Linked DNA regions of Mus musculus: region 2 is linked to region 1. The links are chromatin contacts, found by Hi-C or POLR2A ChIA-PET in ENCODE. All regions are on one chromosome and are shown on one strand. The core of a region is the stretch at or near the end of the contact, and the rest is flanking DNA. Distances in the headings are between cores, read along the strand shown.

Evidence for each region. A loop is a pair of places that touch in the nucleus more often than their neighbours do. ChIA-PET counts read pairs that join two places held with the same protein, here RNA polymerase II (POLR2A).
Region 2: POLR2A ChIA-PET joins it to region 1 with 58 read pairs in Patski. The contact joins the promoter of Sart1 here to the promoter of Ccdc85b in region 1. A Hi-C loop is called at or near these places in 1 of 37 maps with a recorded cell type or tissue (T-helper 17 cell). POLR2A ChIA-PET finds 5 or more read pairs at or near these places in 3 of 5 experiments (Patski and embryonic stem cell).

Annotation. Positions count from the first base shown.
Region 1 is chr19:5,453,112-5,460,918 of GRCm38, reverse strand. It overlaps Ccdc85b (coiled-coil domain containing 85B), which reads left to right and starts at 3,356. Exons shown (of 1, transcript NM_198616.4): 1 at 3,356-7,756. The coding sequence starts at 3,522. The coding sequence ends at 4,130. It overlaps Fosl1 (fos-like antigen 1), which reads right to left. Exons shown (of 4, transcript NM_010235.2): 3 at 6,399-6,506; 4 at 4,981-6,027. The coding sequence ends at 5,611. It overlaps Fibp (fibroblast growth factor (acidic) intracellular binding protein), which reads right to left and starts at 312. Exons shown (of 10, transcript NM_021438.4): 1 at 141-312. The coding sequence starts at 225.
Region 2 is chr19:5,384,398-5,392,204 of GRCm38, reverse strand. Sart1 (squamous cell carcinoma antigen recognized by T cells 1) reads left to right here and starts at 3,502. Exons shown (of 20, transcript NM_016882.3): 1 at 3,502-3,890; 2 at 6,336-6,393; 3 at 6,687-6,742; 4 at 7,256-7,382; 5 at 7,482-7,587; 6 at 7,758-7,807. The coding sequence starts at 3,578. It overlaps D330050I16Rik (RIKEN cDNA D330050I16 gene), which reads right to left and starts at 3,869. Exons shown (of 1, transcript NR_033224.1): 1 at 2,136-3,869. It overlaps Tsga10ip (testis specific 10 interacting protein), which reads left to right. Exons shown (of 8, transcript NM_001373978.1): 6 at 1,192-1,291; 7 at 1,478-1,596; 8 at 2,008-2,158. The coding sequence ends at 2,143.

The DNA.
Region 1 (7,807 bases), core at 2,107-4,606:
GGGTTCCACCTCCACCTCCAATCCTTACACTTCCCCGACTTCCCGCAGTCTGTCCACTTCCCTAAACCAAGCCTAAATCCTAGCCACGCCCCCTCTTCCCGATCCCCAACAACAGCTTCCCGGGAGGGCGGCTCACAGACCTGAGTAACCATCCAGCCAGAGGCGATACACGTCTTCATCTATAAGGGTCGTGTTCCCCACGAAAATGTCTAGTTCGCTGGTCATGACGATGCCCGGGCCGGGTTCGCCCGAAGCTGGAGCTTGTACGGGCCCCGGCCGGGCGAGTAGCCGCAGAGCGACTTCCGGGAGTTCGGAGATTTTGCTCCGGGCACCCGGAGCTGATGAAGGACCACTTCCGGGACGGAGCTAGTGAGACACCGCTCAGCTCTGTGAACGGTTTTTCGGAAGATGTCGGGATAGTCTTCTCTCAGTCTACCCTGTCTTGCAGATTCTCCCGTTAACCCCTTCTGTCACTCCCATCTTCTCAGTTTTCTCAGAGCCTCCCAGTTTTGACCTGTATCCTAAATTAGAATGTTTCCAAGGTTCTATCGTAGCGATTGCTAGGTGTATGTGGCCCTTACTTCCATTGTCCATAAGACAGACAGATGACCATTTTTCTTGTTCCCGGAGTGTATTTATTTTTATTGTTTTGAATAATGTGTATGTGGGGAGAGGGTGTGTACGTGTGAGTGCAAATGTTCTTTGAGACCTGAGGTATCAGGTCCCCTGGAGTTAAATTTACAGGCAAATATGAGTTAGTTGCACATATGGTTGTGGTTCCTTGCTTGTAACCACTTAGCTTTCTCTCCAGCCCCAGTTTTTCACCACATACTACACCCACACACAAGCTAGTGACTTCACTTAAAGTCTTTCAGAGCTCTGCCTGGAAGTAGGTATCTGCAGGGGCACCCATCTAGTAAGGCTGTCTTCTTTGTCTTTTCATGAGGCAGTAAAAGATTTACACAGGAGCCACCAAGCCTGAGTTCGTTCTCCTGCACCCATACTGTGTAAGGAAAGAACCAGCTCCAGGTTTTGTTTTGTTTGTTTGTTAAGACAAGGTCTTACTTTGTAGTCCAGGCTAGTCTAAATTGGCAGCAGTCTTTGATCTTCAACCTCCCAAGCATTGAGATTACAGGATAGGAACCACCAGTATACCTAGTCCTTATCACCTGATCTCTACATATGTATGCACTGTTGTATAATACATAAATATAGCTTACTGGCTATAATTACTAATAAAATTAACCCTGTATAACCTTTAATCCCAGCACTTGGAAGGCAGGCAGATATCTGAATTGGAGGTTAGCCTGGTCTACAGAGTGAGTTTCAGGACAGCCAGGGCTACACAGAGAAATCCTGTCTCGAAAAATGGGGGAAAATGAGTTCTACAAAAGCCAGTTCATCTCAGTGCACTTGCGGGTTGCTACCTAGAGACAGGGGGAGGAGGTCCTGGAGGAGGTCCTGGTTTATAAGACCAGGTCTCCCACTCCACTTCTGGTCCCTAGGCGGAGCACATTTTAGGGTTTCTAGACAGATCCCTCTCAGCTCCAGTCTGTTTCCCTGTACTCTTATCTCCGTGGCAGCCTCAGCACCCATCTCGTTCTAGAAACCTGGGCTATCTCCCAAATTTCTCTCTTCAGGCATTCAGAGCTGTTGATGTGCCTGCTGAGTGCCTCTCTCTGCGGCTTACTCCCCGCCCCACTGACTCAGTGCCAGCCTAGTTCTGCACAGCTCTCTGTTCACTGACACAGTGTTATTCATCTACAGTGCACTCTGCCACCAGAATCCACCCCACACAGCACACGTGGAGACTTCTTTGGCGGGGACAGAGTTGGGGACAAAGTCTCCTACAGATCAGGTCTTGAATTTGCTGTGGGGAGGATGACCTTGAATTCCTGAGGCTCCTGCAGCTCCCTTCCAAGTGCTGGGATTACTGGCAAATACCAACACAACTGGCTTCAGAAAAGTCTTTTTAAAATGTATATTTTCTTGACTGTGGTGGTTCATGCTTGTAATTCCTACACAGAGGCCAGAGAATCTCCGTGAATTGGAGGCCAACCTGGTCTACTTTCAGGCTCTCCAGGATTACATACCCTGTCTCAAAACATTTTGAAATGTTATTTCCCTCTTTAAAATTCTACCTGGCCTTTGTCAAGCCTCTAGCCCAGAACTGCAGGTCCTTAAGAACTCGACATCTATCCGCCATTGAAGTCTACTTCCCTTTCCAACTTCAACCTCTCAAGCACTGGGATTGCAGGATAGGAGCCACCAATATACCCTGCTCTTCAAAGCCTCCTCATCTTACCACTTCCCATATACCCACGCTTACCAGACTCTCAGAACTAGCCTCGCTTAATCCTAAAGGAGCTAGACTCTCCAGGGCAGCAGTGACTCTTCCCACACTTCTTGCTTCTTTCACATACTCTTTCTCTCTTGGCAGTCTTGTATTTTGTGTTTTGATGACAGGGTCTCTCTACATAGTCCTATCTGTCCTGGAACTCCCTGCTGGCATCTTATGCATCTTTAATGGCCCCTCAGGTATTTCCTCTTTGGGAAATATTTTGGGGATCTCAGAGACTACTTCTGTATCACATCCTTTTTTTATGGTCCAAGAATAAACCAGGGCCTTCCACATGCTAGGTAAGTGCGTTGTCATTGAGCCATATGCTCAACGTGAGCTTCTGTGCCTGCCCTCTCTCTCTTCCCCAAAAGATTCTCTCTCTCTCTCTCTCTCTCTCTCTCGCTCTCTCGCTCTCGCTCTCTCTCTCTGCAAGACAGGGTTTCTCTGTGTAGCCTTGGCTTCTTCTGTCAGATTTTGACCTTTTTGATCAAGTACAGGATTATTGTTAAGCGTATTTCTACACGGACCTTTCACACAACAAAGGTTTATTAAACAAACAAATCCTTTGGATGGCCCATCCTGCAGGCAGGAAACGGTCCCTGGGAGGAAGGGAGGGAGGGTTGGGAATGGGCCAGGACCTTTGACTCTAGATTCGGAGTAGCTGCGAGGGAGTGATGCTTCATAGTTCTCGGAAAGGAAGAAGAGCCTGGTAAGCCATCTGTTTAGCTTCTGTTGCGGAGTGGGAAGGAGTCAAAGGCAGACACCTGAATATCATTTCTCAAAAAGTGCTCGAGGGATTTTGGAACATGGAGTCCTGTAACGCCTTCAAGTCCCGCTGAGATGACCATAGAAGGAAAGGAGAGAGAAGGTCTCTACTGTTTGAGGGTCGTGACACCCAGGTCCGGAGTGGGCGAGAAAAGAGAGCTACAGGCTTAGGCTCCGCCCCTTCCTGGGAGACTTTCTGGATTGGCTGTTCTTGGGCAACATCACGAGGCCCCGCCCCGGCGCGCGCCCTGCCTCGTGCCCACCCCAGGGTAGCTGCTGCAGCCTACGCTGCCTCTTCCACTGCCTACGGTCCTCGGAGCCAGAGCCCGGGTCGGAGCCTGAGAGGCAACCGGCCCGAGGAGGGGCTCCAGAGCCTCGGCCGTGGGCGGGCGATGCTGCAGCTGCCTGATCAACTATGGAGGCCGAAGCAGGCGGCCTGGAGGAGCTGACGGACGAGGAGATGGCGGCGCTGGGTAAGGAGGAGCTGGTGCGGCGCCTGCGGCGGGAGGAGGCGGCGCGCCTGGCAGCGCTAGTGCAGCGCGGCCGCCTGATGCAGGAGGTGAATCGGCAGCTGCAGGGTCACCTGGGCGAGATCCGTGAGCTCAAACAGCTCAACCGGCGCCTGCAGGCGGAGAACCGGGAGCTGCGCGACCTCTGCTGCTTTCTGGACTCGGAGCGCCAACGAGGACGGCGTGCGGCGCGCCAGTGGCAGCTCTTTGGGACCCAAGCATCCCGGGCGGTGCGCGAGGACCTGGGTGGCTGTTGGCAGAAGCTAGCGGAGCTGGAAGGCCGCCAGGAGGAGCTGCTGCGGGAAAATCTGGCCCTTAAGGAGCTTTGCTTAGCACTGGGCGAAGAGTGGGGCCCCCGCGGTGGCCCCGGCGGCGCAGTGGGCTCAGGTGCTGGGCCCACACCCGAGCTCGCCCTGCCACCGTGCGGGCCCCGCGACCTAGGCGATGGAAGTTCCAGCACTGGCAGTGTGGGCAGCCCGGATCAGTTGCCCCTAGCCTGCTCCCCTGATGACTGAGGGCGCCGCATTTTCCACGCCAATGCCTGCCTGGATTGCTCCCTGAGCTCGGGGAATGCTGTGGACCTCCAGACCTGGTCGTAGCTTCGGCTGAGCACCAGGGCGCTGGAATGGACTGGAAAAGCCCTGGCACTGAGGAGGGCTCCTTGCTCTTGCTGGCAGAGCAGCAGGGGAAATGGAGGCTGAAGTGGAGGGACTTGCTGTGTGGTTGGGTGGGGACTAATAAACTGGGAAGGAAGCAGAGCCCGAAGCCTGGCCAGCTTGTGTCTAGAACTCGCCGGGGTTGGGAAGAGGGCGTAAACCCAGAGATGCAGTGCAGTTCTCATCCGGAGGAACTGCAGAGCTAGGGCTGACTCCCTATTACCTGGGATTGGGGTGGGATTTGAGACGGTGGTAGACCACTAACTCCCCCGATGGGCGCCAAGACAGGCTGAAATCCGGCCGCTGTAGTGGCTCCAGCTCCCTTCCAGGCTCCTTCCTGTCTAAAACAATGGGACAGGAAGCAGGTGTTGGGGGCCTAAAGCCCACTGAACCGCCTGCATGGATGGTGGAAGGATATACCACCGGCCTTCCCTGCCCCCCCCCCAGTCCTTAAGACAGGAGCAGTGTGGGTTCCCATGGGGAAAATAATTGATAATCTTCTTTGCTTGCACTCCAGAGCATTCTTAGTCTCTCAGTATAGGAGACAAGGAAGAGCAGAGGGTCGCCCCATTCTTCAGGTGAGAATATGGAAGTCCAAAAACATATGGTAGTTTCTTCAAGGTCAATGCTGAGACTGGAACCTGGAACTCCTGTTCCAAATGGTCTCCTTTAGCCTCTGGATCCAACATGACAACCCAGACTAGAGCTTCAAGCCTTTTATTCCATTTTGGAAGGTTTGTATAAAAATAGTCTCTTTAGGAAAATAAATAGCAGCTGCCCTTGCGGTGGAGGCTCGGATACCCTGAAGCTAAGCGCTTCTCAGAGCTAGGGAGTGCAGCTCCGCTCCTCACAGAAGCCCCTGGCGCCTCCTGCGTTGTGCCATTCAGGAGGAGCCTGCAGGATGTCCGGTGCTGCTGGCTGTTGATGCTGTGTGAGTTAGTGTTCTAGGCTAGTCAAAGGGCACCTTCTGTCTAGGTGTAGAGTAGGCTGGATAACATGAAGAAAGTGACGTGGTGTGGGAAAGTGGTCTGCAAGGGGTAAGGGTGTCAAAGGACCCCTGGGGATCTACAAAGTCTGGGCTGCCAGGCGTTCTCTGGCAGAGGGAACATATTTTCCTCTAATTTTGTGCAAATTATGATAGGCCAGCTCTAGAAAAACAGTGAGCAGCTTTGGGGATCCCCTCCAAGCTGGCTCTACATCAAAGCATAATGTGTTTGTTCTAGTCGGAAGAGATAAAAGATCTGCTGGTTTGGGGCAAGGGTATGGTCCAGGCCTGCTGGATCAATGGGAGAAAGGGGATGGCTTGGAGTAGCACCAGCAAGGGATGTGGCTGGGTGCCTCACAAAGCCAGGAGTGTAGGAGAGCCCAGGGGGTCGGAGGAGGGGTCGCCACTGCTGCTGCTACTCTTTCGGTGAGCGGAGGAGCAAGGTTCTGGTGTGCTAGGATAGGTGAAAACCAGACTCGGAGTAAAAGGAGTCAGAGAGGGTGTGGTCATGAGCGTGGGGGTATGCAGTGCTTCCGGTTCAAGTACGGGTCCTGGAGAAAGGGAGATGCAAGGCACTGGGCGGCCGGGGGCTGGTGGGCTGCTAGCACCGCTGGTGCTGCCAGAACCACCTGGGTCCTTCTTGTCTCCTTCTGGGATTTTGCAGATGGGGCGATGGGCTTCCAGCACCAGCTCAAGGCGTTCCTTCTGCTTCTGCAGCTCTTCAATCTCTCGCTGCAGCCCCGATTTCTCATCCTCCAATTTGTCGGTCTCCTTTACAGGATTAGCAGAAAGATAGGAAAATGAAGGCTAAAGATCCCCAAGCCTCAGGCTGGAGTAGGGACTGTGCCTGTCATCCCCAACAAGTCTGGACTGCAACTCCCTCCCGTGAGCCTCTGGGAGAAAATGGCCATGACTCCCATCAGACGGGGGCATCTTAGGAGAATTGCTGCCTACCATCTTCGACTCTGCCTCGAAGCCCGACAAACAATATTTAAGCCACTTTCCCTTATCCTTTTTCCAGGACTTCCCCACAGGCAGGGAGGATGACAGAGTCCTGAGGAGTAATTTTGGGTCTTTTGTGTTCTTGGGAGCCGAGACCCCTCTTGGGGCTCTGTGGGTCCGGGCCTGGGGATGATGCTCACCGCCTGCAGGAAGTCTGTCAGCTCCTTTCTTCGGTTTCTGCACTTAGCAGCTGCTAGCTTGTTCCGCTCGCGTCTCACCCTGCGGCGCTCTTCCTCCTCTGGGCTGATCTAGGTTGGGATAGAAGAAGGGAGACAATGAGGCTGACTCTGAGCCACCAGCTGCCCTGAGCTGGTCATCCAGCTTTCCTTCAGTCTGTAGTCTAGGTGCCACCACCCAACACTCCACAGTTGCTTCTCTGTACCGGACGCTTGTCATCTCATTGGTGACATTTCCAGCTCACACACACCTAGCTTTACTGCTGGTTTCTTTCCTGAAATGCTTTCCCTCTCTGTAAACTTTGATCTTCCTCCCTTCCGCATCTTAGGACTGGACTAAGATGTTGGGACCCCAGGAAGCCTTTTCATTTCTCAGGCAGAAGTAGCCTTCTCTCCTGAGTGTATGAGACATGATTATCTCTTTTCACAGGACTCTCAGCCTCCTCATCTGTGGAAGATGGGATTTCTTCCCCCAGGAGCTGTGAATTGTAGAAGGTGCTCTTGAGTGCCAAAAGCTACTGGGAATCAATCTACTATGCCAACAAAGCCCTTTGTAGGACTTTTCTTTTGCTTAGTGCTAGGGATCAAACCCATGGCTTGGTACATGCTAGCTCGGCAAATGCTCTACCACTGAGTTACACCCCTTCACCAGCCCTTTCGTAGATTCCTTTTTCTGCTTTTTGTAGTTTTGTTTCTTTGTATTTTAGACAGAATCTCTGAGTAGCCCTGCCTGGCCTTGAACTTGATTTATAGACCAGGCTGGCCTGGAACTCACAGACCTCATCTGGCTTGTTTTGTCTTTTTTTTTTTTTTTTAAGATTTATTTATTTTTATTATATGTAAGTACACTGTAGTTGTTTTCAGACACTCCAGAAGAGGGACTCAGATTTCGTTACAGATGGTTGTGAGCCACCATGTGGTTGCTGGGATTTGAACTTCGGACCTGCAGAAGAGCAGTTGGGTGCTCTTACCCACTGAGCCATCTAACCAACCCCCTTGTTTTGTCTTTTTAAAAGAGACAAAGTCTCATGTGTCCCAGGCTGGCCTTTAGCTCAGTGTATAGGCAAGACCGGCCTGAAACCCCTGATTCTTTGGCTTCCACCTCTAGAGTAATAGGATTGCAGACTGTATCAGCATCCCTTCCAGCTTCCCTACATAGATTCTTTATGTTGCTGTTGTTTTTAAAGACAGGGTTCATCTTCATAGTTCTAGCTGTCATGGAATTCACTCTGTAGGCTGGCCTCAAACTTCACCTGCCTCTGCCTCCCAAGTACTGTGATTAAAGGCATGTGCCACACTATGCCTGGCTAGAGTCATATATTCATATATATAGTCGTGTGTGTGTGTGTGTGTGTGTGTGTGTGTGTGTGTGT
Region 2 (7,807 bases), core at 2,253-4,752, 69 kb after region 1:
CTCTCTCAGGGTTGGTGAGAATTGGTCTTCCCTGGGGACTTTTTGTTCTCTCTCTCTCTCTCCTCTCCAGGGAGGAAGGTTCCTTCCCTGGTACCTGGCCAAGCATGGAGGGCTATCCCACAGGGATCCAACAAACATGCCTGAGAGCCTAGCACAAGTTTCAGGTCTTGTCTGGTTATCCCTTTCATCTTGTCTGCGGGTCCTGCCGCTCCATCCTGGACATATCTTATGTGCTGTAACTGACATGCCTGTCAACCATGAGCTAGTTGAGCAGCCATGTTGTCTCAGGTAGCCCAGGAGCATGTAGCAGAGGATAATTTCTGATCTTCCTACTTCTGAGGAGTGCGGGGACTGCGGGCGCGTACACACACAGGGAAGGGGAGCTCACGCCATTGCACGAACACAGAGGTTAGTGAGCCACGCCAGGAGCCGGAGCTTGGACCCAGCCTGCTAGCCTAAGTGTGGCAAGCACCTGCACCTGCTGAACCAGCTACACACCCTCAAGCTGATTTTTATAAACAGGAAAACTTGCTCTAGTGCAGTCCAGATCTTTGTTTTCTATAGTCTCATTCTTTAATCCAGACTGGCCTATAATTTACTTTGTAGCCCAGGTTGGCTTTGAGTTCAGGCAATCCTCCTGCCGCAGCTTCTTAAATGTTAATCACTAGTCTAGCTTTGGGAGATGTTCTTTTATTTGCAATTCCTTGGTTCCTCTGTCGCCTTCTAAGCTATCTACACAGAGAAGGCACAGGGTACCTAGGAGCGCTGCCTAACTCCTGCTGTAGTGAAGAAAAATGGACTCCCCAGGTCACACACCCCACAGCATCCTCAATGGGGGAGAATAAGGGGAGGTTTACAAACGGAGGCTGTAGAAGCAGGAGGTCAAAGCCAGGAGGACAGGTTCCCTCCTTTGGGTGTAGCCATAAGGGTGGGCAAGCCCTGGATGTACATAGCCTAAACCTGGGACAGGTGCTTAATCCTACTATCTAGGCTAAGTCCCCACCACCTTTATGAGCCAGCAGTAAAATGGTGATCCCACCCAAGCAATGCAGGGCTGGAGTGGGAGTGTAATGGCGTTGTGAGTGTCAGGGGAAACTTTTATGTTGACAGGCTTCAAAAAAGACCAGCAGGCTCTACTCTGGGGAGTGGCGATGTTCAGCTGCCTAGAGGCCTGTCTTGTCTCCCTCACAGGCGCAAGGAGCGACAGCGTTTTGCTGAGTACCAAGCAGAGCTCCAAGGTATCCAGCATAGGGTGCAGGCCCGGCCCTTCCTGTTCCAGCAGGCCATGCAGGTGAGGGCTAACAGCTGTGCAGGCCCACCTCCATCACCACCAACGGAGCTGCTTCGACAAGTGTGTAGTGAAACAAAGTTGGAGTAGGGTCCTATCTGTCCCCCCTTCTTAATAATCGGAGCTCCATGGTGACCCCAAGCAGCCTTGGTGAAGGGTAGGAACCTTTTTTTTTTTTTCTCCCATCAGACCAACGCCAGACTCACTGCAAATCGGCGCTTCTCCCAGGTGCTGTCAGCACTGGGGGTAGACGAGGACCAGCTGCTGGCCGAGGCAGGCAATGCTGAGAGCACCCCCCGGAAGCACAGGTGAGGGGGGACAAGGTACCCGCCTAGTGTTCTCCATGTCACCCAGGGCTATTGTCCCCACCTTCCACTGAGACCAGAGTAGGACCTTACTTGAGGACAAAGGAACAAATACACAGTAAAGCTAGTCTAGGACTCTAAGCAAGATAAGCCAAGCAGCTGGTGCCACTCTGTCACCCTTCAGACTGTCCCTTACACCTTAGAGTGAGGAACCTGGTACAGAGAAGGGATTGTAAGATTCACTTCACAGTAAAACCAACCCCCAAACAACTGAGACTGCAGGAGGGGGTGTCACTTTTCAGGGTTACACAGCAACTAAGTATAGGACTTAGATTTAGATCACAGGGTAAAAGGCTGCACTGGGCATGGAAGAGGGTGCTGTGGAGCCCACTGGTCTCCATCTGTGTCTTTAAGGAGCAACCGATCACTTAGAGCAGAAATGGAGCCCTCTTCTCAGAGCCCCCCCAAAACAGAGCCAACCAGCAGCCAGCCTGGAAGACGCCCCTCCCCAACCCTGGACCCAGACTACAGTCCCCGAGAGAAAAATTAAACGCTTTATGGCCAAGTACAGTGTGAGACTTCTGAGGGGAGTTGGCTGTGGGTCGGAGATAGGTAGCGGAAGTGGGTGGCAGAGGTTGAGCTGTTTCCCCCACGCCCTGGAAACCCAGGCTACACCTCATTCTCAACAAGCCGTCTCTCTACTGAGGCGTGGGGCACCGGAAAGGAATCCGCTGAGACTTTGCCATGCTTTCCCCAACATGCCAGGGGACCTAGAAATCTTAGTGAACAGGACCCTGCCTCTGAAGGCGCTCAGTCTCGGGGTGGACCTTCAAAGGTGCCCATCCCCCACACCAAACCACACCAGCGAGGTGCTACACCGGAAGTCCAGAGAGGAGCAACGACTATCAGATGGGAGTGTGTGAACCCTTAACTTAAACCCTTAACCCTTTACTCAACCCAAAACAAAGCAACCAAACTAAACAAACAATCAAACAAACAGAAACCCAGGAAAAGTCGAGAAAAGCATGTAATCCCAGCCTGGGCTACATAGTTAACAGGCTAGACAGAACGGGAAAAACAAAAAAAGGAGGGAAAGCATATACATGCACAAATGTGCCGAATTTGCACTCAAGCCTGGAGTGGCCATGCACACGAGAGGCTGACAGAGGGACTGTGGTGGGTTTGAAGACAGCCAGGGGTAAGTAACAAGTACTAGACCTACCTTTACAAAAAAAGAAAACTAGAAACAAACCATCACTCAGTATCACCAGGTTTATAGGCACAAATTCAAAGAGCACTCCAAAGCCTAGTTAAAAAGGTCCAATCCAGCTGGGCGGTGGTGGCGCACGCCTTTAATCCCAGCACCTGGGAGGCAGAGGCAGGCGGATTTCTGAGTTCGAGGCCAGCCTGGTCTACAGAGTGAGTTCCAGGACAGAGAAAACCCCTGTCTAAAAAATAATAATAAAACGGTCCAATCCATCAGTCTAGGGGACATAGGATGACGGTAGCGTTCGCTAAAAGAAAGAGTATTTTCCAACTCTGGATGGAGCCCCGGCACTAGGGAGCTTGCTTGGACAGTCACTGGAGAGGGGGCTGCCCACAGAGAGACTTGAGGCACAGAGCACCACGAAGCGATCAGAGTGGAAGGGGAAGGAGGCAGGGGAAACTTCTAGCTCCGGAGATGATGACCCAGTACCATGCTAAAGTTCTTACGGCTCTACGACTACCATCTTAGATGGCGCGAGAGGGTGGACGGCGCAGTCTCTACAGGTGCGCGTGCGCAGAGACCAGTAGCTGGCAGGCGGGACCGCGCACCCTCAATCAGTCCCTCCCGTGAGCCTTTGGAGGTTCCCAGGCAGGCCCCGGAAACAGCCCCTCTTAGTTTCCGGCAACAGGAACGGGGCGGTCGCGCGACCCGGAAGCGTTCCCATTTCGCGTCGTCTGGGCTAGGGTAGCGGCCCGGCTCCAGGCGGACGCAATAATCATGGGGTCGTCAAAGAAGCACCGTGGCGAGAAGGAGGCGGCCGGGACGACGGCTGCGGCCGGGACTGGGGGCACGACCGAGCAGCCGCCACGGCATCGCGAGCATAAGAAACACAAGCACCGGAGCAGCGGCGGCGGCAGCAGCGGCGGCGAACGACGGAAGCGGAGCCGGGAGCGTGGGAGTGAGCGCGGGAGCGGGCGGCGTGGGGCGGAAGCCGAGGCCCGCAGCGGCGCGCACGGTCGCGAACGAAGCCAAGCGGAGCCCTCGGAGCGGCGCGTGAAGCGGGAGAAACGCGATGACGGCTACGAGGCCGGTGAGGGCGGGGCCCGGGGGCGGGGCAGGGTCTTGGGATGCCCAGGACGGAGGGTACGGGAGGACCTCGAGGGCCATCTGCCTCTCGGGTTAAAGACGTCCTCCGGGTGTTTGGGGTTAAACGTTGACGTCTCCACGTTAAGCTTTAAGAAGACAGGAGTCTTCCTGCCTTCCCTGTCTTCCTGGCACTTCACAGCAATGCATTGGGTGGGTGAATGAGGTGGGACGAGCGTGTACAGACAATCGACCAATAGCTCATAGCGGAGACATGAAGCAGTAAGATAGGCTTGGGTCTGAACCAGCGCTGTAAGCCCTGTTGAGAAGTTTGGGCTTTGTTATGAGGATGGTAGGGAGCCAAGGATTTGAGTAAGCAAGTGACTTGAATTGCATGATATTTTATGAAGATCAGTGGGTTGAGAGCTTGTCAAACGTAGGACCAGAGATCAAGAGATCGGGAGGGAGGTCCAAGCAACCAGGTGAGGGCTAATAGTATGCATGTTTCTCTATGCAGCGGGCCGGAGAGAAGTGGACAGATTGAATAGGAATTCGGTCTGATTGGCCTGGTGAATGGAGGTGTCATCTGTTGGAACTGAGTTTAGAAGAGAAGCAGATTTGAGGCAGGGGAGAATGACACAGTTTTGGGAGAACTTTATGTTTGGTGTATATGGGAAACCTTACAGTTTAAGTGAGATAGAGTGACTTTGGGCTGGTGTGTATTCAGGAAACCAAAGAAGTGCCTTAGAACATGTGGAATGAGAACGAGAGTCAGGCATAGAACCTGCTAAATTCCAGTAGTTCAGTTGTGGGCAGAGGAACATGTTGAGGAGCATAAATAGTAGCCAGTGGCAGGAACCCACAGTCTGCCCATAGGATCTATGCAAAGAGAGCATTGCTGAAGTGTGATCCACCACAGGACATTAATCTTTTAAACAAAGGATTGTTTTTATGTTAATGCATTTGAGTATTTTACCCTCATGTGCCCGTGCCAGCAGAGGTCAGAAGAAGGCATCGGATCCCCTGGAACTGAATTAGATGGCTGTGAGTTGCCATATGGATTCTGAGAACCAAATTTGGGTCCTCTGTAAGAACAGCAAGTGCTCTTATCCCCTGAGACATCTCTCCAGTCTCCAGATCAGAAATTTTCTTGAAAGTAATCTGCTAGTTGGAAAAAGGGAGACTTGGGACTTGACAGTTCCCACAGAAAGTGGAGTGGTGCCAAGGCAGAGAAAGGGACTGTTGGGTTAAAGAAGAGAGTGACTGCAGTGGTTGAATACGGCAGAGATTTTTGAGAAGATGCCCTCCTGGTAGGGCCTGGTTGGGGGAGCTAAATTTGATGCATCTTCCTCTGTATGGTGTTTGTTGAAGTTCTCTTCTGTTTGTGGGATGGGTAGAGCAGGTCCAGGGTGCATGCCTGCTTATTTATGTTCTTGTTTATGTACATGTACCTGTTCAGCAGCCATGGATGAGCTGGGTTACCCTGAAAGGGGGGCTGGAAATGAAAAGGACTGGGTGCGAGAGAAGGATGAAGCCAAGACAAACGTTTCTGCACGGCTCAAAGTTCAATAGTCAGCCCTGCATTTATATAGGGAGAGCCCGCAGATTTGTTTCTGCTGGACTGAGCTGCAAAGTGAGCTCAGTGGGCAGTCTGCTCCTGTGGGAAGTTGACTCCACCTGGGTCTGGGTCGTTACTGTAGCCTGCTCAAGGCTGGGGGAAGGGCACGTGTATACATCGGGCGTGGAACACTGCTGTGGGCAGAAAGGGCCAGAAATGGTGAGCAGTGCTGTGCAGTTGAAGGCAGAGCCTTAACTCTGGTTAGTAATTGAACAGGGCTTCATGGTGGTTCGAACTCAGAAGTCCACCTGCGTCTGCCTCCCAAGTGCTGGGATTAAAGGCGTGCCCAGCCCACTGCCCGGCTCTTGATTCTTGATAGAATTTTATCGGGGCTGGTGAGATGGCTCAGTGGGTAAGAGCACCCGACTGTTCTTCCGAAGGTCTGAAGTTCAAATCCCAGCAACCACATGGTGGCTCACAACCATCCGTAATGAGATCTGACTCCCTCTTCTGGAGTGTCTGAAGACAACTACAGTGTACTTACATATAATAAAAATAAATAAATTTAAAAAAAATAAAAATTAAAAAAAAAAAAAAAAAGAATTTTATCATAACAAGAGCAGAAAGGACAGTGGAGGCTGAAGGTACAATATGGAGTGCCACAGTGAGGGATGCAGAAAGTTGGGCTGTTGGGTGAGAAGGGAAGGTATTGGAAGAGGCAGTCCTGCCAGCCCAGGGCCTGGGTAGGAGCTGTCAGGGAGCTCGGGAAAAGCTCCTGTCCTTTACCCAGGTGCTGGTGAGGGGCCCTTGTCTTTGACCTTGCGGCTGGACCAGCAGTGTTGCTTCCTGGTCCTGGTTCATGGGTCCCTTAAGCCGTTCTCCTTATTGTTCTAGCTGCCAGCTCCAAAGCCAGCTCTGGCGATGCCTCATCCCTCAGCATTGAGGAGACCAAGTAAGTGCCAGCTCCTTAGAGTCTGCTTTCCTCAGAGACAGGGTGCACCTAGGGCAGCCTGCAGAAAGCTTTTCATCATGGGTGGAGCCAGTTGGAAGGGCCAGATGAGTCAGGTAGCCAACCAGAGGAGCGCTAAGAACCAGGAGGAAGGAGGATCCCCTGATGTGGATGAGGGCCTGTGCCTGGTGTCCTCAGGACTGCCAGGTCTCACCTTGTTCTCCCCTCCTGCCTATCCACTAATGCACTTGAAGCCCCACTTCTCAGACCCTAATACTTCTATCTCTTGTCTTCAGTAAACTCCGAGCAAAGTTGGGGCTGAAGCCCTTGGAGGTCAATGCTGTTAAGAAAGGTGAGTGCAAGGCGGAGGAGAGGGCTGAGTGGGCTTCTGAGGGAGACAGTGGGTCTTAGCAGGCAGAGGCAGCACCACTTATGCACATTTATGTATATTTTGTCAGAGGACCAAGACTCCCATTTATATTTCAGTGGGAATCTGGGAGGTGCTTTCTCTGGGTCCTGCATCCCGACTGTAGACAGACTAAGGGATATATATGCACAGTTGCTGTAATCTGTCTGAGTGGTGTTAATTTGTGTTTTTTAAACAAACATACATGCCAGAAAATGGGGGGAATCCCCCCACGTGATCTGAGAAGCTCTGTACGGCATAGAGGGAGGATTCTTGTCATACTGTGTGGAGTGATAAAAAAAGTGGGGGGGATGAGGTAGAAACAGGGAGGTGAAAGGATTCTTTCCCCTCTCCTGGCCCCTTCTGGCCCTCTCAGCTGGAAGGAGCAGGGTGAGTGGCTCCCTCCTCTCCCCACCAGCCATGGGCAAGCATAGCCTCACGTCTGGGCCCCCCTTCCAGAGGCGGGCACCAAGGAGGAGCCCGTGGCAGCCGATGTTATCAACCCCATGGCCTTGCGACAGCGGGAAGAACTGCGGGAGAAGCTGGCAGCTGCCAAGGAAAAACGCTTGCTGAACCAAAAATTGGGGTGAGGGTTTCTTGGCCAAGGACAGAGGCTTGCTTCCCAATTCCTGGGTTGGGCTGGGAGAACACATCTGGGTTCCCTCCTAAGTGTCTTCCTCCTCAGGAAAATAAAGACACTGGGGGAGGATGACCCCTGGCTGGATGATACTGCAGCCTGGATAGAGAGGAGCCGGCAGCTACAGAAAGAGAAGGACCTGGCAGAGAAGCGGGTGAGAGCACCTGGCAGTGTAGGGCAGTTGCCAGGGTGGTCTGTGCTCAGGGGCATGTGGGTTCTCCATGTTCACTGCCCACTTGTCCTTTTGTGTAGCCAAGTGGGAGCATCCTGGGGGTTTTGGGGCACTGATGATGAGGTCACTGTCCATGCTTTCTTTGGCCACAGGCTAAGCTACTAGAGGAGATGGACCAAGAGTTTGGTGTGAGCACTTTAGT